3 separate regions of the Homo sapiens genome follow, and regions 1 and 3 are each linked to region 2. Evidence: chromatin contacts called from ENCODE Hi-C or POLR2A ChIA-PET data. All regions are on one chromosome and are shown on one strand. The core of a region is the stretch at or near the end of the contact, and the rest is flanking DNA. Distances in the headings are between cores, read along the strand shown.

Region 1 (3,816 bases), core at 195-2,694, 55 kb after region 2:
CCCCCCTAAGAGGTCCAAATCCTAATCTCTGGAATCTGTGTCTATGTTACCTTAACAGCAAAAAGGACTTTGCAGATGATGTTAAGGACCCTGAGATAGGAATTTTATTCTGGATTATCTATGTGAGCCCTAAATGCAAGCCCAAGGGGCCTTGTAAGAGGGAGGCAGGAGGGTCAGAGTCAGAGGAGATGTGATCGTGGAAACAGAGGACAGAGTCTATGCGGCCAGGAGCCAGGCAATGCAGTTGGCCTCTAGGAGCTGGAAAAGGCAAGACAAGGATTCCCCTACAGTTTAGAAGGAACACAGCCATGCTGACCCAGTTGACTTCCAACCTCCAGAACTGTAGTAGAAATTTACATTGCTTTAAGCAACTAAATTTGTGGCAATTTATTACAGCAGCCATAAGGAATAAATATGCTCGTGGTAGAAGTATGCAGGGCATTACGTACTGTCTGTTGAAAGTAAAATGTAAAGAAATAATAGATGTCAAAATAACAGATAATGTTAAGCAGCTACTAATCCATGTAGCATTACAAATAAAATAAAAGTAATGAGGCTGGGTGCAGTGACTCACACCTGTAATCCCAGTACTTTAGGAGGCCGAGGCGGGCAGATCACTTGAGGCCAGCCTGGGAGTTCGAGACCAGCCTGGCCATCATGGTGAAACCCCATCTCCATCTCTACTAGAAATACAAAAACTAGCAGGGCGTGGTGGCACACACCTGTAATCCCAGCTACTCAGGAGGCTGAGGCATGAGAACTGCTTAAACCTGGGAGGCGGAGGTTGCAGTGAGCTGAGACTGCGCCACTGCACTCCAGCCAAAAAAAAGTAATGACATCTAGGTTAAGGTTTAAAGTCTCCAATAGTCAATATTAGTATTTAGGGAACTTTTAAAAAATTATGTCTGAATGGGTACAAACATACAGTTAGATAGAAGAGATAAAACCCAGTGTTCAATAGCTCACTATAGGGTGACTATAGTTAACATTAATCTACTGTACATTTCAAGATAGCTAGCAGAGAATAATTCCACTGTCCCTGACATAAAGAAAAGACAAGTATTTAAGGTGATGGATACCCCAATTACCCTTATCTTTATATATTATACGACTGTATCAAACTGTCACATGTACTCCCAAAATATGTACCTCTATTATGTATCAATAAAAAAACTATCAATTTTTTTAAAAACTATGCCTGATCTCAGGATCCAGTGGTTTATATCTTACCATTTTTCTGCTTGTTATGAGTTACTTCCACCTTATTTTTCTTTATTTACATTATTCTCCTTTTATTCACAAGGTCAAAGTTTGTGGTCTAAAATTATCTCTTTTTCTTGTCTTAGAGCCATGCCCTGTGGGGAGAAAGCTCGGCTGTGGTTTTTAGCTCCCAGGAGTCCCATGAGGCTACTTAGTTAAGCAGCTGTGAAGGCTGCTTTCTTTTGAGGGTGGAGTCCCTGTTTTCATGGTGGGAAACAGCTCTTACTCCCAGGGCTATTCAGTGAGCCATCAGACAGCCTTGCTGCCTCCTCTGCCAGGGACATTCTTTTCACCAGAACTGTCAGAGTCACAGAGTGGAGCCTCCTCAGCCCCTCCACGGGAACACAGACAAGGACTAGGGTTTATGGGCCTCACTTGGTGGACAGTGTCATTTCAGATGTGTGCCTGCTGAATAGTGAGTCTTTTAGAACTCAGGGTCATAGGGGCTGGGGATAGGGAAGAACCTTCCTAACAAGATTGTAATCCATTCTTAAAATGTAATTTTAAGAAGTTGGAATGTAAATGTAAATCATAAGTTACCTTCTGATTTTCTTCCAGTCAAAATTACACAAAGACACCTTTTCTTCAAGCTCAGCACTGAATTCCATTTAAACCTTGACTCGAGTAAGTACAAAACATTTTCCCTAACTTGGATACCCTTTCTCCTGCCCATTCTTCAAATATCAAATCTTTAAGGATGTTTCTCTGATTGATCCAGTTCAGAGAGATCTCTCCCACCCCTGCACATCTCTAATTTGTTTTCCCAAGTTTCCAATAATTTATAACTCCAACTTAAAGTCACAATCTAAAAGCCTTAGATAAACCAAGTGCTTGGATCTCAGATCACTTTTTCCCAAAGAAAAATGCAGTAGCTAATCACGGCAGCCACAGTGAGCTGTGCAGGCTGCACACTGCAACTTCAGCAGCTTGCTCTATTATCACTGACACTTACTAAGCGCACGACATGTGCAAGACACTGTACTATGAATATCATGAGGATCACTTGGTTCCTTCAGTCCCCATACAAACCTTGTTATTTTCATTTTACAGGTAGGAATATTGGGGTTCCTTCTGAAAAGAGGTTAGGTAAATTGTGCAAATTCACACAGCTGGTACACATGGATCCCATCTCAAACCCAGGCCTGTTTAAATTAATCATACTAGGCACTTGGAACCAAAGAACTTAACAGTAGGGAGCAATGCTGTGGCAAATAAGGCACAAATAGTAAAATTTAAATATGCAATTATACCAGTCCTTTATACTGGTCTGATTTATATAATTATACTGAATTTTATTAGAATTCAAAGTGAAATTATAGATGAGATGTTGCCCATAGAAGGATTTGTCTTCCAATATTGAAAGATCAATACTAGGTTTCTAATCTGTATACCTGCTTCAGAACAATTCAAAATGAGAAAGAAAGCAAAGAATAAAATATATTCTATGTGAGTTCCTCAAATAAGCCATCAAGGAACCCAAGTATTTACAAAAACTCTCTCAAAGATGCCTATCACAACTTAATCTCAATTCTACCACTCCATGAATTATTTGACCTTTTGAGTAGTTGTTGTAAAATATAGCAAGGATGATAAAGGTGAGAACTGAGGGTAATACCACGTCATATTAAATGTAATTTGATATGGCAGGAAGCTTAATCTGCACAACAAAAAGGTTTATAATTTATGGTGGCTAAATGGCTGATTTAACATGGTGCTTTTGTTCATTATTTGAAAAACTACTGGGAATTAAGACTTTGCATAGAAATGCAAATTCCTATTCTAGTGTTGTTTCTGGGAAAAAAATCATACTGAATGTACCTCATTTTATTTTTTTTCCCTGCAAATATAATTTGCTATAACTTTGAGTACCCCTTGAAGCAAACTTTTGTAAATGTAAATGCCAATAAAATCTATCACTTGACTTTAATATCTTTTGGAGGTATTTTCATTTGCTACTCTCTCTTACTGTACTTTTTGATATCTATTAGCCCTTACTTCTGCTTCATTGTGATTTTTTTAATTCAAATGTCTTTTTCTCCTATCTCCTGAGTCAGCTATTAGATTATGAATTTGTCAAGTTTCTCAAGGATCCATCTTTTATGCAATTATTCACTAAATATCAATAATCTTCTATGTAACAAGCACTTTTCTAGACCCTGTGACCAGTATCCCCAGCCCTAACACAGTGCTTAGCTTAAAAAGATGCTGTATAAAATTTACTGAACAAACTAATATTTCTTACCATGAAAATCTTCTTCAGAAGAAGCAGAAAGATTTGGATAAATATTGTCAAAAATAACATCCAGTTATTCATGAAAATTAGAATGTTTCAGAATATTTTATTTAATACAACATAATCTCACCAAAGGCAGAGTGAAAAATGCTCAGTGATGTCCTAACAAGAAACTGAAGATGCACCTTTAGAATATATTTGCCATTCTGAAGATGTCCAGAAGTGGGCAAAAAGTTCCATGTTGCATGTTGTTCAAGTATGACACTGTTTATGATACTGCTGACTTCCTTCACTGGATCTTTTTTTTTTTTTTGATGGAGTCT
Region 2 (3,400 bases), core at 233-2,732:
CCCTGGGCCTAAGCTTCCGGCCAGGGATTTCGGGATGTTCTCTCTGGCTCTGGCAATATCATGGAGGATCATGCTGGCCTCCTGGAGGGAGGCGCCGGCCACAGGCCCGTTCATCTGTTCGTAGAATCTCCTTTCTGCATCGCCATATTTGAACTTGTGGAACCAGATCTTCTCACCTACTAGAAAGTTTGTAGCCATTTTTCTGACGCCAGCCAAGGACGCGGCAACCAGGGAGCAGGAATCGGGGGACGCAGGACGCCTAAGGAAAGGGTGTGTTTCCGTCCTTTTTTAGAAAACGAAGCAAAACAAAACCAAAAACTCCATCCTCAGTAAACTTGTCCAATAAATAAATAAATTTTATTTATTGTATTTATTTATTGTAAATAAATAAAAAGTAAACAGGCTATCTCAGTTTTTGTTAATCAGTATTTTTAAACAGGAAAGGCCATATATATCAAATTTTAAATAAAAATGTGTTGACACTCAAAGGTTTTAAAATTTAATCTCATTATTTAAGTAAATTACTTTCAAGTGGTGAGCTCATGTACAACATTATATATAAGCTTTTTTTTTTTTTTTTAAATCAGAAGTTCATTCCAAGATTTTGTTAAAGAAAAGTTGAAGGGCTAAATTTCCAAAAGCAAGGTTTTAAACAAACAAAATTAGGTGGAGACATTCAACACAGTAAAGCTACCAGTAAGTTTATTAAACACAGACATTGATGTTTCTAATATTGTACAATTTTCAGAGGCCTCACATGACAAAGCCCTTAAGTTTAATGATTCACTTTGAGAAAATACATCTATATTGACTACAAAGAAGGGTTTCTATGTCATCCTTTTTAATGAGAAAGTTAAAATTAATGGGTGTTTAGCAGTGTCTCAGTATATAGAATTTACATTAGCAGAGGGTCTGATTAGCAACTTTAGATAACTTTCCAACCAAGAAGAGTTGCAAAAGGGTTCCAATTGCATCTACCACTCACACATTCAAAGAAAAAGTACTAATTATGAAAAAAAAAACCTTTAATGCCATCAAGGAATAAGAATAGTACAGTCAACCTCATTTGTGTATCATTTTGTAGTTATGCATTATCTCATTTGGGTTTAAGACAGCTGGTGAAACTGGTGTTTGCATTCCCATTTCACAGATGAAGAAACAGGTTCTGAGAGAGCCAGTGGCTTGTCCCAGATTACATGTTTAGTAAGATGGGGGATCAGAACATGAAACCAATTGTGAAGCAGATACTGACTTTGTGAAATCCCTGGGCTGAAGTCCTCTCATGAGAGGAAGTGTTCAAACTCTTGTCTCTGAGGCTCCCTTGACTCTGGCCTTGAGCAAGGCCTGCCTGAGAAGCAGCTATTTAAGGAAGCTGCGTGACCAGATGGGCAGGGGTGTGGCCAGCTGAGTGGCTGTGACACACTTCTTGCACATCGTCTGTCTTCCACCTTGCCTGATGACTTCACCAGCTCTTAAGCACCTAACCCTGTGGTAAGTGTTGTGGGGAATACCACGGTGTAGGAAGACACTGTTCCTGTCCTCACAAACTGTAACCACTGAGCCCATTTGCAACCTAAGGCCACTGAATACAATCTCAGGAGGCACTCTCTTCATAGCACATGTTTATGGATGCCCTGACCATAAGTTCTGCATGTCTCCTGAAGGCCCCACTGAAACGTCATCAAACACACCTGTCTGCAGGCTTCCAGAATGACAGAATTCTAACAGAGAACATAACACTTAAGGAGACACGCCTAATCACAGAGTGCCTTCACTGTGCTGTGATGAGGAGGCTCTGAGGAGGGAACCCAGACCAGACCCCCATCTCTACAGTTCCTTGACAGAGGCTGTTTACCCGCAGGAAGGTCAGAAAGCATCTAGCCACCATTGTTCCTATGACTACCTTATGTTTCCAATAAAAACCTACATGCAGAAAGAAAACAAATACAGCAGTCTAACTTTAGAAATGCTCAAAATCCATTTAATTATAAAAATAAAATAATTTTAAGTAAGTTTTTTAGATTGTGGATTTGAGAAAAAAAAAACTTGTGTTTGGAATAGAACTTTGACTTAAAAACGAGAAGCAATGTTAGCCTACATGCTGGTGTTCCTGCTATGTGAGTCCTGGCCAGGGCTCTCTTTTCCTCTTGGTCGTGAACAGTCCTCATCACACTTGTCCTCTGACTAAGCAACAAGGAAGTACCTGGAGCTGCCTGTTTCCTCCAAGCAGATGGTTCCTTGCTTTTCACAACAGATAATTGTAAAATCAGCATGATAGTATAAGAACTAGCTGATTAAACATCCCAACTTGTTGGTTTAAGAGTGCTGAATGAACAACCCATCACACATGGTGCCTGAGCCCCCCTTTTTTCCAGGTGCAGGGTGAGATGTTCATTTTAATCTGATATGCCTGTGGGCATGATGTGTGTCAGGACCACTTCTCTCTCTCCCTTTTGCTTCCTTAAACCAAGCTAGGCCCACTGCTATGAACTCAGCTGCTGGAGTTCTTTCAGAAGGAACTAGAAAACAGGCTGCCTGTTTGCTACAGAGGCCTAGACTCTTAAGGCCTGGTCTCTTAGGACCCTCAGCCAAATAACTCACACTAACATTCTATTGTTGAGGCTTTTTTAACAGAAAACAAAATGTTAGTTTAATGTTTTTATATAAATATGACTTTAAAATATATTGGTTTCTTCTTTTAAGATTCGTTGCTGTGACCACGAGGGTCATTCATTCCTTTACTCTGGAGATATTTATTGAGGTGTGCAATACGCAAGGTACTCTGCTGGGAAAATTCTTTCCCATCAGCCTAAACCAGAAACTGTCTGGTTTTCTGCTTTCTTTCCAAGGCCTAGAATGGTTCCCGGCATATAGTAGAATCCTAATAATGAATGAATGACACACTAAGATAAGCCATACCTGCATTTTCCCCCAGCTAGGAGTTCAGATTGTTATAAAAATCAGTATAAAGACCTTTCCCTTTGGCAATCTCTATCTACCAACTAATTCTTTCTTGGAGCCAGAATCAGATAGGCTCCACAGAGTTGACACAGCTTCATAGCAAATCAGTTAATTAACCACTAGATGTTGATGGGATACCTACTTTGCGCAATTTCCCCCCTCCTAGACAAATGAGCCACGCAAGGAAGCAACTGAGATAGTCTCTGCTTTTCAGAGAGTTTTCATACAAACATAAAGTTACTATAATGCATCCCTGAGGTCAAGGAGGTGGCATCAAGGAAAACTAAAGGAGGTCAGAGGAAGAAGATAGAAGCCTAGGATTTGGCCTTTAACCAGCGGAAGAATGGAAGAAAAGGCATAACAGAAATGCAGGGTGTGTGTGTGGTATGTGTGTCTGTATGTTGGGAGGTGAGGGAGAATGCCACAGACAGAGTCTGGG
Region 3 (3,490 bases), core at 479-2,978, 50 kb before region 2:
AATGGTCTGATTATAAATTAGATTAAGAAGGGACAGGTGCATGCACAGATGATGGGGTTTTACACTACTTTATGCATTTACGTTCTGGACACAGGCCGAGAGTTACTGGCAAAGGGAAATCAGTGTTTGCTCAAGGAACAAGTCTCTACCATAGAGCAAGCCAGCAGAGAGAAAGGCCTGGGGTCTGAGGGGTAGTCACAGATCCTGGCTTCTCTTGCATCACTGAGGCATGCCTGCAACGGACATCTTCCTCAGCCCTTGACACATTGATTTAGTGAATGCATTAGATACTTGGGCAGATTTAAACAAACAAAAAAAATTTTCTGCTATTTCTTCATATTCTAATGCCCTTTTTGAGATCCCAGCTTCTGAGAATAACTCTCAAGACCAACTTTCTCATAAACCGTGGTTAAAAAAAATCATTTCACTTATAATTTACCTTTTGCATTTTTTGTGTGTTCTTAAAAAAAATCTGAAACATCCCATCTAACATTACGTTGTTGAAACTTTGGTGATTTCTGTATAGAGATTATATGAGTTAAAAAATAAACTTTTAAAGTTTAAAAAAGTTTAAATAAAAATAAACTTTTAAACTTGTGTAGTCCATATTTTCTTCAGTGGCATTGGTTATAAGGCTATTGGCAGTTACTTCTACAGAATTTAGGTAATTAGAGTCTAGTGCTAAAAAAGTACACATGTGGCCGGGCCCAGTGGCTCACACCTGTAATCCCAGCACTTTGGGAAATCGAGGTGGGCAGATCACTTGAGGTCAGGAGTTCAAGACCAGCCTGACCAACATGGTGAAACCCCATCTCTACTAAAAATACAAAAATGAGCCAGGTGTGGTGGTGGGCGCCTGTAATCCCAGCTACTTAGGAGGCTGAGGCATGAGAATCACTTGAACCTGGGAGGCGGAGGTTGCAGTGAGCCGAGATTGCACCATTGCACTCCAGCCTGGGCGACAGAGTAAGACTCTGTCTCAAAAAAGAAAAAAAAAAAAGCACACATGAACATGTATTCCCTCACATTGGAGCTCACTTCACCACCACAGATAATAAGCATAAATTTAGAGTTGTCTCTTTTAAGTCTGTGTCCTACATCCTGCAGGAGAGCTCTCTATGGCAAGGGTTGTCTTTTGCAAGTCATTTATATTCTAGTAGCACCAGCGGTAGTTCTGCACTCAAACCTCCTGCAGTGGCTCTTCCCCCTCATGCCAAGTTCATGACTGTATCTAGAGTTCATGTGTTTGCCCCAGTGAGGAACACTAGCCATGGTCCAGGTCCTGAGAGCCAAGCCTCACAGAATCCTTGGCAACAAAGAATTCCACCACTACCCCTTGGACCCTAAAAGTGGCTGTGATGTCAATGTCAGCATTTTGGTTTTCTCTTTGGCTCATGCCATCCACCCCAGTTCTCGAGGGCACCAAAATACACTGCTGAGGCTGGCAGGGCAAGCAAGCACTTCACTTCCCAGCCAGAACAACCAGGCCATGGGAGGTGACAAAACCATCACAGGCCCCTGTCACCACCACCTGCCTACACTGATGATAAGCCCCTTCCAAAGCTAATCGGTTGCTCACTCTTTTGGAAGAGTTGAATTCCTCCAGATTGCTCCAGGCTTGCAAATCTCCCAGGGGTTGTACAATGCACAGGTCTCAAGTCCCAAGCAGCTCCCAGCCTCAGGGAGCTTTATTTTCTCTCCAGCTGGGTAGGTGACACCTAGTGGTAGCAATTAATAAAACTCCCCAAAGGAGAGGATGTTTGAGGTCACTGACCAGTGGTGGAGGTGAATTTCAAACTCCAGTTCTATGAATCTGTGCTCATTCCAGCCCTTCACTCTGTCTATAAGAGATATGATCCCTAAAGGGCTTTATATTTGCAATGCATTTTCTTATACATGATATTCTAGGCATCTAACAATAATCCTAAGAGGTGACAGTTATTACACAATAACATTATTGTGTAATATTGTGTAATAACATATTATGAAAAAATCTCCTTGATTCTTTCACTTTCTCTCTTTTTTTTTTTTGAGACCCTGTCTCTTCTTTTTTTTTTTTTTTTATTGATCATTCTTGGGTGTTTCTCGCAGAGGGGGATTTGGCAGGGTCATAGGACAATAGTGGAGGGAAGGTCAGCAGATTAACAAGTGAACAAAGGTCTCTGGTTTTCCTAGGCAGAGGACCCTGCGGCCTTCCGCAGTGTTTGTGTCCCTGGGTACTTGAGATTAGGGAGTGGTGATGACTCTTAACGAGCATGCTGCCTTCAAGCATCTGTTTAACAAAGCACATCTTGCACCGCCCTTAATCCGTTTAACCCTGAGTGGACACAGCACATGTTTCAGAGAGCACAGGGTTGGGGGTAAGGCCACAGATCAACAGGATCCCAAGGCAGAAGAATTTTTCTTAGTACAGAACAAAACGAAAAGTTTCCCATGTCTACTTCTTTCTACACAGACAGGGCAACCATCCGATTTCTCAATCTTTTCCCCACCTTTCCCCCCTTTCTATTCCACAAAACCGCCATTGCCATCCTGGCCCGTTCTCAATGAGCTGTTGGGTACACCTCCCAGACGGGGTGGTGGCCGGGCAGAGGGGCTCCTCACTTCCCAGAAGGGGTGGCCGGGCAGAGGCGCCCCTCACCTCCCGGACGGGGCGGCTGGCCGGGCGGGAGGCTGACCCCCCCACCTCCCTCCCGGACCGGGCGGCTGGCCGGGCGGGGGGCTGACCCCCCCACCTCCCTCCCGGACCGGGCGGCTGGCCGGGCGGGGGGCTGACCCCCCCACCTCCCTCCCGGACGGGGTGGCTGCTGGGCGGAGACGCTCCTCACTTCCCAGACGGGGTGGCTGCCGGGCGGAGAGGCTCCTCACTTCCCAGTAGGGGCGGCCGGGCAGAGGCGCCCCTCGCCTCCCGGATGGGGCGGCTGGCCGGGCGGGGGGCTGACCCCCCCACCTCCCTCCCGAACGGGGTGGCTGCCGGGCGGAGGGGCTCCTCACTTCTCAGACGGGGCGGTTGCCAGGCAGAGGGTCTCCTCACTTCTCAGACGGGGCGGCCGGGCAGAGACGCTCTTCACCTCCCAGATGGGGTCGAGGCCGGGCAGAGGCGCTCCTCACATCCCAGACGGGGCGGCGGGGCAGAGGCGCTCCCCACATCTCAGACGATGATGGGCGGCCGGGCAGAGACGCTCCTCACTTCCTAGATGTGATGGCGGCCGGGAAGAGGCGCTCCTCACTTCCTAGATGGGATGGCGGCCGTGCAGAGATGCTCCTCACTTCCCAGACGGGGTGGCGGCTGGGCAGAGGCTGCAATCTCGGCACTTTGGGAGGCCGAGGCAGGCGGCTGGGAGGTGGAGGTTGTAGCGAGCCGAGATCACGCCACTGCACTCCAGCCTGGGCACCATTGAGCACTGAGTGAACCAGACTCCGTCTGCAATCCCAGCACCTCGGGAGGCCGAGGCTGGCGGATCACTTGTGGTTAGGAGCTGGAGACCAG

The links. Hi-C counts contacts between places; a loop is a spot of excess contacts on that map. ChIA-PET counts read pairs that join two places held with the same protein, here RNA polymerase II (POLR2A). Pooled maps may share reads with other maps.
Region 1: a map with no recorded cell type shows a loop between it and region 2 (4-fold over the local background). The contact joins two enhancer-like sites. A Hi-C loop is called at or near these places in 1 of 168 maps with a recorded cell type or tissue (endothelial cell of hepatic sinusoid), 6 of 37 single-sample maps with no recorded cell type and 3 of 50 pooled maps. POLR2A ChIA-PET finds 5 or more read pairs at or near these places in 3 of 52 experiments (GM12878, MCF 10A and PC-9).
Region 3: a loop to region 2 is called in a pooled map, with 5 times the contacts of the local background. The contact joins two enhancer-like sites. A Hi-C loop is called at or near these places in 1 of 168 maps with a recorded cell type or tissue (breast epithelium) and 4 of 50 pooled maps. POLR2A ChIA-PET finds 5 or more read pairs at or near these places in 2 of 52 experiments (A673 and BJ).

What each region holds. Positions count from the first base shown.
Region 1 is chr13:31,894,264-31,898,079 of GRCh38, reverse strand. It overlaps the pseudogene EEF1DP3. Among named protein-coding and RNA genes, the nearest start is that of FRY-AS1, 140 kb to the left of the region's middle. Within about 2 kb of position 1,444, at least 5 of the 41 ENCODE cell types and tissues checked have a DNase peak (open chromatin) inside an H3K27ac peak, as active enhancers do.
Region 2 is chr13:31,949,378-31,952,777 of GRCh38, reverse strand. It overlaps the pseudogene EEF1DP3. Among named protein-coding and RNA genes, the nearest start is that of FRY-AS1, 81 kb to the left of the region's middle. RefSeq lists an enhancer at 1,237-1,336. Within about 2 kb of position 1,482, at least 15 of the 41 ENCODE cell types and tissues checked have a DNase peak (open chromatin) inside an H3K27ac peak, as active enhancers do.
Region 3 is chr13:31,999,694-32,003,183 of GRCh38, reverse strand. No RefSeq gene overlaps it. Among named protein-coding and RNA genes, the nearest start is that of FRY-AS1, 30 kb to the left of the region's middle. Within about 2 kb of position 1,728, at least 3 of the 41 ENCODE cell types and tissues checked have a DNase peak (open chromatin) inside an H3K27ac peak, as active enhancers do.